2 separate regions of the Homo sapiens genome follow, and region 2 is linked to region 1. Evidence: chromatin contacts called from ENCODE Hi-C or POLR2A ChIA-PET data. All regions are on one chromosome and are shown on one strand. Each heading gives the region's core, a stretch centred on a gene start or an enhancer-like site at or near the end of the contact. The rest is flanking DNA. Distances are from core to core; before and after follow the strand shown. Region 1 holds the start of LONRF3 (LON peptidase N-terminal domain and ring finger 3). Region 2 overlaps DOCK11 (dedicator of cytokinesis 11).

Region 1 (4,488 bases), core at 1,866-4,365:
AGGAAATTCTGAGTAGGAGACTTCTGAATTGGTTCAACAATGTCTATCAATGTAATGGTAATATTTGTTTAACTTAAACAAACAAAGAAAGAAAACCACTGTGATAATGTTTTTCAGCATTCAATAGAAACCCACTTGGTGTTGTCCTACAGGCAGTCTTGATTACAATGTAAAACTCCCTGTGGAGTCTGGTCAGTGAGTAGCTGGTACTGCCATTTACACCAGAGTACCTCGCATTATCCAGACTGCTATTCACATTCCTGACCAAGTTCACGGTCAACCTCCTGCACTGGCAGCCAAGAGGGCCTGCCTGGAGAGAGCTTCTCTTCTCCATGCCTGCAGGACTGTGACTCTCTACCTGACCTGGCCCTCTCTTAGCCTTCCTACCATAACAGGGCAAGGGAGGGGAATCAACCCAGGGGATATTCCCTTGTCAAGGTCATCCACGGAGCAAAGCACATCCCAGATTTGCATCTAGGAAACAATTTTGGGTAACAGACATATATATATATATTTTAGATATGTCAAAGGGGTAAAGCTCTTGAATTAAGATGGTTTCATCATTATCTATCTCATGAATCTCTACCTTCCCCAACGACTGTCCTTCCTCACAGATGCCTGAAGGGGCAGGCAGATAATTAGTGCTGGGGACCTCATTTGATAGTAGGGGAAACTGAGAGGTGAAAAGAGCTCCCTTCAGTTAGATAGCAACTCACCAGGAACTCCAGTTTCTCCCCTACTGCTTGGTATGGCCACCTCCTCCACCTCTTAGCCAGTCCTCCGACTTCTACATCTTAAAAATCTAGCTCAGGGGCCAGGCGCGGTGGCTCACACCTGTAATTCCAGCACTTTGGGAGGCTGAGGCGGGCGGATCACCTGAGGTCAGGAGTTCGAGACCAGCCTGACCAACATGGAGAAACCCCGTCTCTACTAAAAATACAAAAAAATTAGCCAGCTGTGGTGGCACGTGCCTGTAATCCCAGCTACTTGGGAGGCTGAGGCAGGAGAATCACTTGAACCTGGGAGGCGGAGGTTGTGGTGAGCTGAGATCGTTCCATTGCACTCCAGCCTGGGCAACAATAGCCAAACTCCATCTCAAAAAAAAAAAAAAAATCTAGCTCAGGTCTGACCCCGACTAAATGGACAATCTTCCATTGATTTCCCATCCCCTCAACCCCGGTTCAAGCCACCATCCACAGCATTTGGACTAGTCATTTGTACTTAAGTAACTGAGTTAGTATCATGAAATTTGGTCTTAGGATCAAAGCCACTCAAGGTTAGAGCTGGAGGGAACCTTGGAGATTAAGAGAAACTAAGGTTTGGAGAACCTACCTAAGGTTTCATAGCAAATATGTGACAAATCCAAGGCTTCAAGCCAAGTTTTCCAATGTGTCCCTCGTGCTTTCCTGACTACATCTGGAGTTTCTCTATTTCTTCTTCTCCTTCTCCTTCTTCTTCATTTTTTTTTTTTTTCGTGTGTGTGTCTTTTTTCCCCTATGTGATGCTTCCTTTCTGCCCTGTGACCCTCTCCCTCTGTCCTGTCTTATTAGAAAGAGGCTCTAGAGCTGGCTGCATAGTACCTGTTCTCTGGGACCTTGGTGTTGATCTAAGACTGGTTTAACTACCTAAAGAGAAGCAGAGACCCGAGGGGGCCTGCCATAACCCAACTCTGAAACATGACTTAATCCCAAGTAAGATCAGCTCTAACATTTGTTCAGAAGCAAAAATGATGGATTCTAAAGTTTGACTTCCCCAAGGTCATCTGGCTAAGAGGTGGCTGCAGCAGGGGGCAACAATAGGTCTTCAGGCCCCTGGGGCGGCAACCTGGCACTGCCCAAGAGCCCGCAGGCTCTGAAGGCCAACTGAGCCAGCGGCAAGCCTAGTCCCTGCCTCCCTGCTTGGAGCAGTGCGACTATACCGTTTTCTGTCTGCTCATTTGTGAGCTTGGTTCCCGTCCTAAATGTGGGGGTTCAAGGCAGACAAAGAGTGTGCAGTTGGCCACCCCGCTCGCCTTCAGGAAGTGTGTAGGACACCGTCGAGGCCCCCTAGCCATTGTAAACCAGGCGCTGAGGCTCGTGCCCAGTTGTACCCTTCCCGCGCAGCGCTCAGGAGCGACAAACCTGGAGGCTATTCGGTCTGCCACTGGGCTGTGCCGGGATTCGCGGACTTTCTCCTGAATAGCGCTCTCAGCTCGCGTCTTCCCCCTGCCACTCTCCCACGCCCCCAGAGTACCCACCGACCCCAGCAGGCCGGGTACATCCCTGCCGCGCCCATCCGGCCAGTGGCTCCAGGGGCCGGCCTGGTGTGTCTCCAGCTGGGCGCCTACCGCCTGCCCCAGCGCTAGTTCTGGCGTTGGGGGTAGAGAGGTAAAGAGGGGAGTTAGCGGGGCATCTCCCTCCCAGGGCTGAGCCGGCAAGCGCATCTTCTCCGCGAGTTCCTCACTGTCCAGCGAGCGCTGCCCAACTTCTGCGCCGGTGGGACCCGCTGCTCTGAGTCACTCTTGGCACAGAACACCAAGCACCCTCAGAAACCGAATTCACCACCTTTGGGAGGCTCCTGGGAGAAGGCAAGGAACCCAGGCGGGGCTCCCAGGGCTCTCGGGCTGGGACTGGGTTGTGTGTGTGTGGGGGGGCTTCACGGATACCCCTCCCAACCTGCTTCCTTTCCCTGACAGCAGCCATCTCCCCCAAGAGGGAGAGTCTTAGGCGTCCCGGAAGACCCTGCGGACTGTGCACCTCGAGGTACCAGCCTCTCCTGGGAGGAGTGGGGGGCCGCTGGTCAGCGGCTGGCAGAGGGGACCTGTTTGCTGGCCCGTTTGGAGGTGGGATGGAGTGGGGTTTGGAGACTGAGAAGCCCAAGAGAAGACACTGAGTTTCTCCCCACCCCACAACCCCACTTCCGAAAAAGAACCAGGTGGTGAGGAGGAATAAGGCGAAGTGTAAACACAAACAACCTCAAAAAGAAGCCAAGAAAAGCGAAGCCCAAAGAAGCAAGAGCAACACTGTTACAAAACTGTCTGGTTTTGTAACAATTTCCCCGCCGCCGGCCAATGAACAGCGTGGCGGCACGTCACGTGGTACCGTTTTATATAACACTTTGCTGAGACAAGACAGTTATTAGGCGGCGCGGGGCGGCCGGCATGGAGCTCCCGGAGGCGCGGCAGGGTCAGGAGCTCGGTGGCATGGCGGCGGTGGCTGCCCCGATTTCCTCCAGCTGCCACTCCTTGCTTCGTGTCCCCGGTCCCTAGACGCCTCGTCTCCTCCCGTGTCCCTCTTCCCATGGAGTCAGTACGGATCGAACAGATGCTGAGCTTGCCCGCTGAGGTCAGCAGCGACAACTTGGAGTCGGCGGAGCGAGGGGCATCAGCGGCCCAAGTAGACATGGGCCCCCACCCAAAGGTGGCTGCAGAGGGCCCCGCACCTCTACCGACGCGGGAGCCAGAGCAAGAGCAGTCTCCGGGGACCTCAACGCCGGAGAGCAAAGTCCTGCTCACGCAGGCAGACGCCTTGGCGTCCCGGGGGCGAATCCGTGAAGCCCTCGAGGTGTATAGACAGCTCTCCGAGCGGCAGCAGCTGGTGGCTGAGCAGCTGGAGCAGCTGGTGCGCTGCCTGGCGGAGAAAGTCCCGCAAGGCGAGGCGCTGGCGCCGGCGCCCCCGGACGAGGGTAGCACTGCAAGCGGCACCGTGGCGGCGGAAGAGACGGGGGCCGCCGCGGCTGCGGCGGCCACCGAGGTGTGGGACGGCTTTAAGTGCCGGAAATGTCATGGGTTTCTATCAGACCCCGTGTCCTTGTCGTGTGGCCACACCTTTTGTAAACTGTGCCTGGAACGTGGGCGGGCCGCCGACCGGCGCTGTGCGCTGTGCGGGGTCAAGCTCTCCGCCTTGATGGTGGCCACTGGGCGGGCGCGTGGAGCCCGGCGGGCTGGGCAGCAGCCGCCGCCGCCGCTGCGAGTCAACGTGGTGCTCAGCGGCCTCCTCGGCAAGTTGTTTCCAGGCCCAGCGCGAGCGTCGCAACTCCGGCACGAGGGCAACCGACTGTACCGCGAGCGCCAGGTGGAGGCGGCACTGCTCAAGTACAACGAGGCAGTTAAGTTGGGTGAGTCCAACGCGCTGCCGGGCCGGGGCTGGGGCTCGGTGGCTACATGAGGGAGCGGGAGAACAAACCCCGCAGCGAGAAGGGATTTGGACCAGGGCAGAAGAGGGGGCGGGGGACCCATGGACTGTGGCGGGGTGGGGGAGGGGTGATTCTGGGGCTGGGTCTCTGAGTTTGTTCTGTTTTCACTGCTTATCTGTGTTTCACTGTGTTTGTGTTGATCTCGGTTGCTTTTTGTCTTTTCCTGCTACTTCTGTTAGCTTTTGTGTTCCTGTCTCTCAGTCCCCGTTCCTGTCTGTGTCTCCTTGCTTCTGGTTCTTTTTCTCCGTCTCTTCGTATCTTTGTCACTGTTTCTTTCTTTTTCGGTGTCACTGTCTCTGTTCCTCTGACTCTCCT
Region 2 (4,574 bases), core at 1,899-4,398, 440 kb before region 1:
GCACTTTACAGTTTTTTCTGCTTAAGAATGCAAGTTATGTTAGAGTTTTGTTTATAAAACTCAGGAAAAAGTCAGAGATGTCTTTTTGTTGTTGTTGTTGTTACAAGTTTAAGGTGAGCACTAAGATCTGAGGCAGGTTATAAAATAGTTGATAGGCATAGAATGAGCACAGTCTAATTTCTCCTTGCAGGAATGAATTATTTGCAATAATTTGTGTATGTCTTTGTGAACTCGTTAAATTCTTTGATTTGTTAGAAAGTCATTATGTATCTCCAAGGCACATTTCTTTTTCTTTCTGTCAATAATGGTGTACTAAAGAATAGAAAAAAAATTCTAATTTTAAAAAGGCTCTTTGCCATTCTAGTCTCTCAATTATTCAAGCCCTTCTTTTCATTTCTTAAACCTCTTTTGTGTTACTTTTGAGTCATTTAAATGCTTATTAGCACAGAGTGAGCACAAAAAGCCAGGAGGAATTGAATTCAAATCAGCTTTCCTACCTGTCAACAAGTTTGTCGAGTAAAGTTTTGGCTAAATTGAGTTTTGGGGTAGAAAGTTCATGAAAATTCTATTTATCCATTTGTAGGTAATCAAGGTTATTTGCATAATATTTGAACTGGCTGTAATGAAAAATGTTTGTTAATAGAGTGTGCACTAATCATATAGTGCATAGTCTTGTTTGTTTCTTATTGTTTTTAAAGTAAATTCTTTGTAAGTTTTTAAAAGTAGCTCTTGAGTTTTTGTAAATAGTTAAATAGACTTGGAAAGGGGAAATAATTCGGCAGTTAAAACAATTTCTTCCCTATGCTAAAACTCTAAGGGAAAAAATGGGTTTTATTTTTCCTTAATGTTTCTATGTTAGATTTAAAGGCCTTCGAAATCATATTGTGCTGATTCTTAGAACATTAAGTTGTTGTTCCTAAATTAAAGCTGGGAAGTGAAAATTTAATTCTGAAAGCATCAGCAACAACTTGTCCTTCTCTCCTTGTGTGCTGCCATTTTAGCTTGGAAGGCATACGTGTAAGAGCAGTCTCTTTGTACTATTTAGCTGGTTATCCCTACACAAAAACTTCTGGCTTTGTAGTTCTCAGGGCTCTCTGCTAGGTTGTGTGGAGGATATTGAGGTGAATTAGACATGGTCCCTTGACAATAGCGTACTGTTGTTTTTTTTTGTAATTTGATTCTTAACCACTTGAAATTGAATCTGCCAACTCCTTTCCCCCAAGTAAAAGACCTAAGGTGCTAATCCCTACTCACTGATGACAAATGCTAAATTGGAAGCAACAGCTTAGGAATGCAAAGATCCTTATCCAATTACATTACAAGCTCTCTAAGCCAGTCATGTTCAGCATCATCAGGGCGATAGGAAGGCAAGATCTCACTTTGGTAAGAATGATAGCGTAGTTTGAGTAAGTTTTAGAAAATTCTAAAATGCAAAGTTCATTCAAGGAAATAAAATGTGGTAGGAGCTGAGAAAATGATTTGCTTTTGTTAAGTTCAACGCATAAAGGTTTATGTGGATCATGGTTAAGAGCACTGGCTTGGGAGTCCATCAGATAAAGATTTGAATCCCAGCTCCACAAATATGTGACACTGGACCTGCCTAAGCCTCAATTTCCTCATCTGTAAAATGGGCATAATAAAATAACCTCTCACAGGATTTTGGGGAGAATTAGATGAGATCATAGATATAAAACGCTTAACCGAGTATACAGCAATGCTTAATGTAAGTGGTAACAGAAAGTACAAGGCACTGTTTGCTGACCGAACCGGTGTTTTTGATCCTGCCTAGGAGACTAAGTAAACCACCCAAAAAGCAGTTAAGTATCCAGGGAATGTTATATATGAGTAAATGCCACAATAGATGGGAAAGACAATAAGGGCTGTTGGGGAGCGAGGAGGGCTATGCTATCATAAGAATCAGGTGAGCTAAGTGTGGGTTGGTAATAAACATGACCCACTGGTCTCATGGAAAGTATGACTTTTCCCTTAGCCGTTTACTTTAAGAAAGGTCAGTGTCCTGAATGCAGTTTGTATTTAGATTCTTATGCCAAGATTTTCCCCAGAAAATAATCTTTATGAAAAGATGTTCATGTCTATTTTGGCAAGTTGGGTTCTGCTAGTTAAAAAGATGCCCCTCCCGCCCCACCACATCACCATTAGATTGTAGTTATGCAAAGCTCCTTCAGTAATTGGAGTTCCTATTGGGGAAGAGACAAAGAGATGAGCTGCTGAAAGATGGTCACATTTGGAACAAACAGGCCATGGTCATAACAAAGTCAAATACTCTTTATTTGAACCTTATGAAGAAATTTCTTACAGGCTGGACACAGTGGCTCATGCCAGCACTTTGGGAGGCTTGATGGGTGGATCACTTGACCTCAGGAGTTTGAGACCAGCCTGGGCAACACGGCAAAACCCCGTCTCTATAAAAAATACAAAAATTAGCCTGATGTGGTGGCACACATGTGTAGTCCCAGCTACTTGGGAGGCTGAGGTGGGAGGATTGCCTGAGCCCAGGGAGGTTGAGGCTGCAGTGAGCTGTGATCAAACTACTACACTCCATCCTGGGCGACAGAGTAAGACCTTGTCTCAAAAAAAAAAAAATCCTTACAGTTATGGTTCCATTATTGACATGCTGTATAGGGTTCCTCTCTAGAAGTCTCTAATCTACAGTGGTGGCATCTCTCACTTCTGTGAATCATAATGCAACTTTTGCTTCTCCTCATATTCACACACCACTCTTGACAGTTACCTAGTCTCTGATCTTACAGGGTTTATGAATAAAACTAGAAGGCAAGATGAAATGATCTGAGACCACATAAATCGATATGATGAAATTCTTCTGATTGATCTAATGGGGAATAGAGGGACTCACACATTTTAGTGTGCAAACACACTTGTACAGTTCCTTTTTTGGAAGAAGATATGGCTATCAAAGGGCATGATAGATGCACAGAAATTACAATAGTCTGTGATCAGCTCTCACATCTTGGGTTTATCTACCTTCCCCACGAGACTGTGAACTTCTCAAGGGCAAGGTCTGTTTTTTTATTCACCTCTGCATTACCAGGGGCTAGCACAGGGCCAGAACCTCAGTAGGAACTCAATAAATGCATCTTTATGCTGAACTCACTTTGTTTTCTGTGCTGCCGGAAATTGCATGCCCCCAGTGGCCATTTTGAGTGCAAAGTGTTATTTTAAGATGCTCTCTAGAGAAAGCACTCTAGGCTCTGCTTACAAATGTCTGAGAGGAAAGGAGAGCCGAATGACTAGGGGATCTGGAGAAATTCCTAAGTGAAGGTCGTGGAGAAATGATGGGAAGGAGAGACTCACCTCTTTTTGAGTGTGCTACTTCTATCCCAAGACTGTTGTTATTTTTCATAAGAAAATGCTCAGATGTCATTGAGGCTGTAGTCTGACTGCAATACTGCAAAAAAGCACTTTTGGGCTAATCATTCTCTTTCTGAAACCAGTAGTTGCCATGTTCCTCCTTGTGCTGAAACTCAGTTTGGAGGATGGGGTGGTGGTAGTGGTGGCGTGGTGGTGCAGGGATGTTTTTGAATTGGCTCTGTGCCCTACTGCTCAGCTTTCTGCCTGCTTTCTGGTATCCCTCCCAGTGTGATAAAGGAGAGATTCTATGATGCCAGTGTTCACTTCAGACTTGCAGAAGAGACATTCTTAGAATTCTTAAGGAGAACTAGTTTCTAAAGTAAAAGATTTACCGGTAAACTAATGACCTTTGGTATGGTATTTAAGCAGAAGTAACCCAGGCTCATTTTGCATTGCTTACAGATAAATATTATGTGATTATTCTTGTGTCTTACACATTTCTAATGATAACATAAATATGCCTGCTAGTCAAATGTGCTTTTGGATACATGAGTGGTTGGATGGTTGAATATATACATTCATGTACATTTTTATGTATTTTAGTATTACAAGCATGGTTTTATATTTATACACATACAGTTACGATGATAAAAGATCAGTCATCCTGTACTGCGAATGTACAGGAACCACCACAAAATTGTAAAGTCTAAGTGGTGATGCTATTAGTGACCCTCAGTGAGGATCCATTGTTTCCTCTCTTTGGACCAAGAAGTGGACTGCAACTGAATCTATTCTGACGAGTTTCCTTTTTTGCTATCTGTCCTTTCCACTTATATTAGAAATAAAATTATCTCAATTTATGGAGCTGTGCATTTCTTCCCATTTGTAGAGTTTGCACATAGAAAGCTCATTGAGATTTGGTCCTTAGTGGCCTGAGTAAGCAACGGAAAAGTGTACTGCATCCCACACCATGGTACCAAAATTGGCATTTTTATTTTACTAGAGATAGAAAAATGCAATTTATTCTCCTTTATGGGATGATATGAAGCTTTCTTTTTCAATAAATGTTTTCAATGAAGAAGATATTTGATTTGAAGAAAAATATGAAGTAAATGATAATACAGATGGTGTGGCAAATATGAGGATTATATGTGAATAAGTTCGGGAAACTAATAGAAACAAGGATTAGGAGTTGGGAGACCTGGGTTTGAATCCTGGTTCAGCTCCTAATGTAGACAGATGAA

The links. A loop is a pair of places that touch in the nucleus more often than their neighbours do. ChIA-PET counts read pairs that join two places held with the same protein, here RNA polymerase II (POLR2A). Pooled maps may share reads with other maps.
Region 2: a loop to region 1 is called in a pooled map, with 4 times the contacts of the local background. The contact joins the enhancer-like site here to the promoter of LONRF3 in region 1. A Hi-C loop is called at or near these places in 6 of 50 pooled maps. POLR2A ChIA-PET finds 5 or more read pairs at or near these places in 2 of 52 experiments (T-cell and activated T-cell).

Annotation. Positions count from the first base shown.
Region 1 is chrX:118,971,503-118,975,990 of GRCh38, forward strand. LONRF3 (LON peptidase N-terminal domain and ring finger 3) reads left to right here and starts at 3,116. Exons shown (of 11, transcript NM_001031855.3): 1 at 3,116-4,095. The coding sequence starts at 3,279.
Region 2 is chrX:118,533,708-118,538,281 of GRCh38, forward strand. All of the region lies in intron 1 of DOCK11 (dedicator of cytokinesis 11), which reads left to right. Among named protein-coding and RNA genes, the nearest start is that of DOCK11, 40 kb to the left of the region's middle. RefSeq lists enhancers at 2,463-2,512, 2,743-2,822, 3,223-3,272. Within about 2 kb of position 3,149, at least 8 of the 41 ENCODE cell types and tissues checked have a DNase peak (open chromatin) inside an H3K27ac peak, as active enhancers do.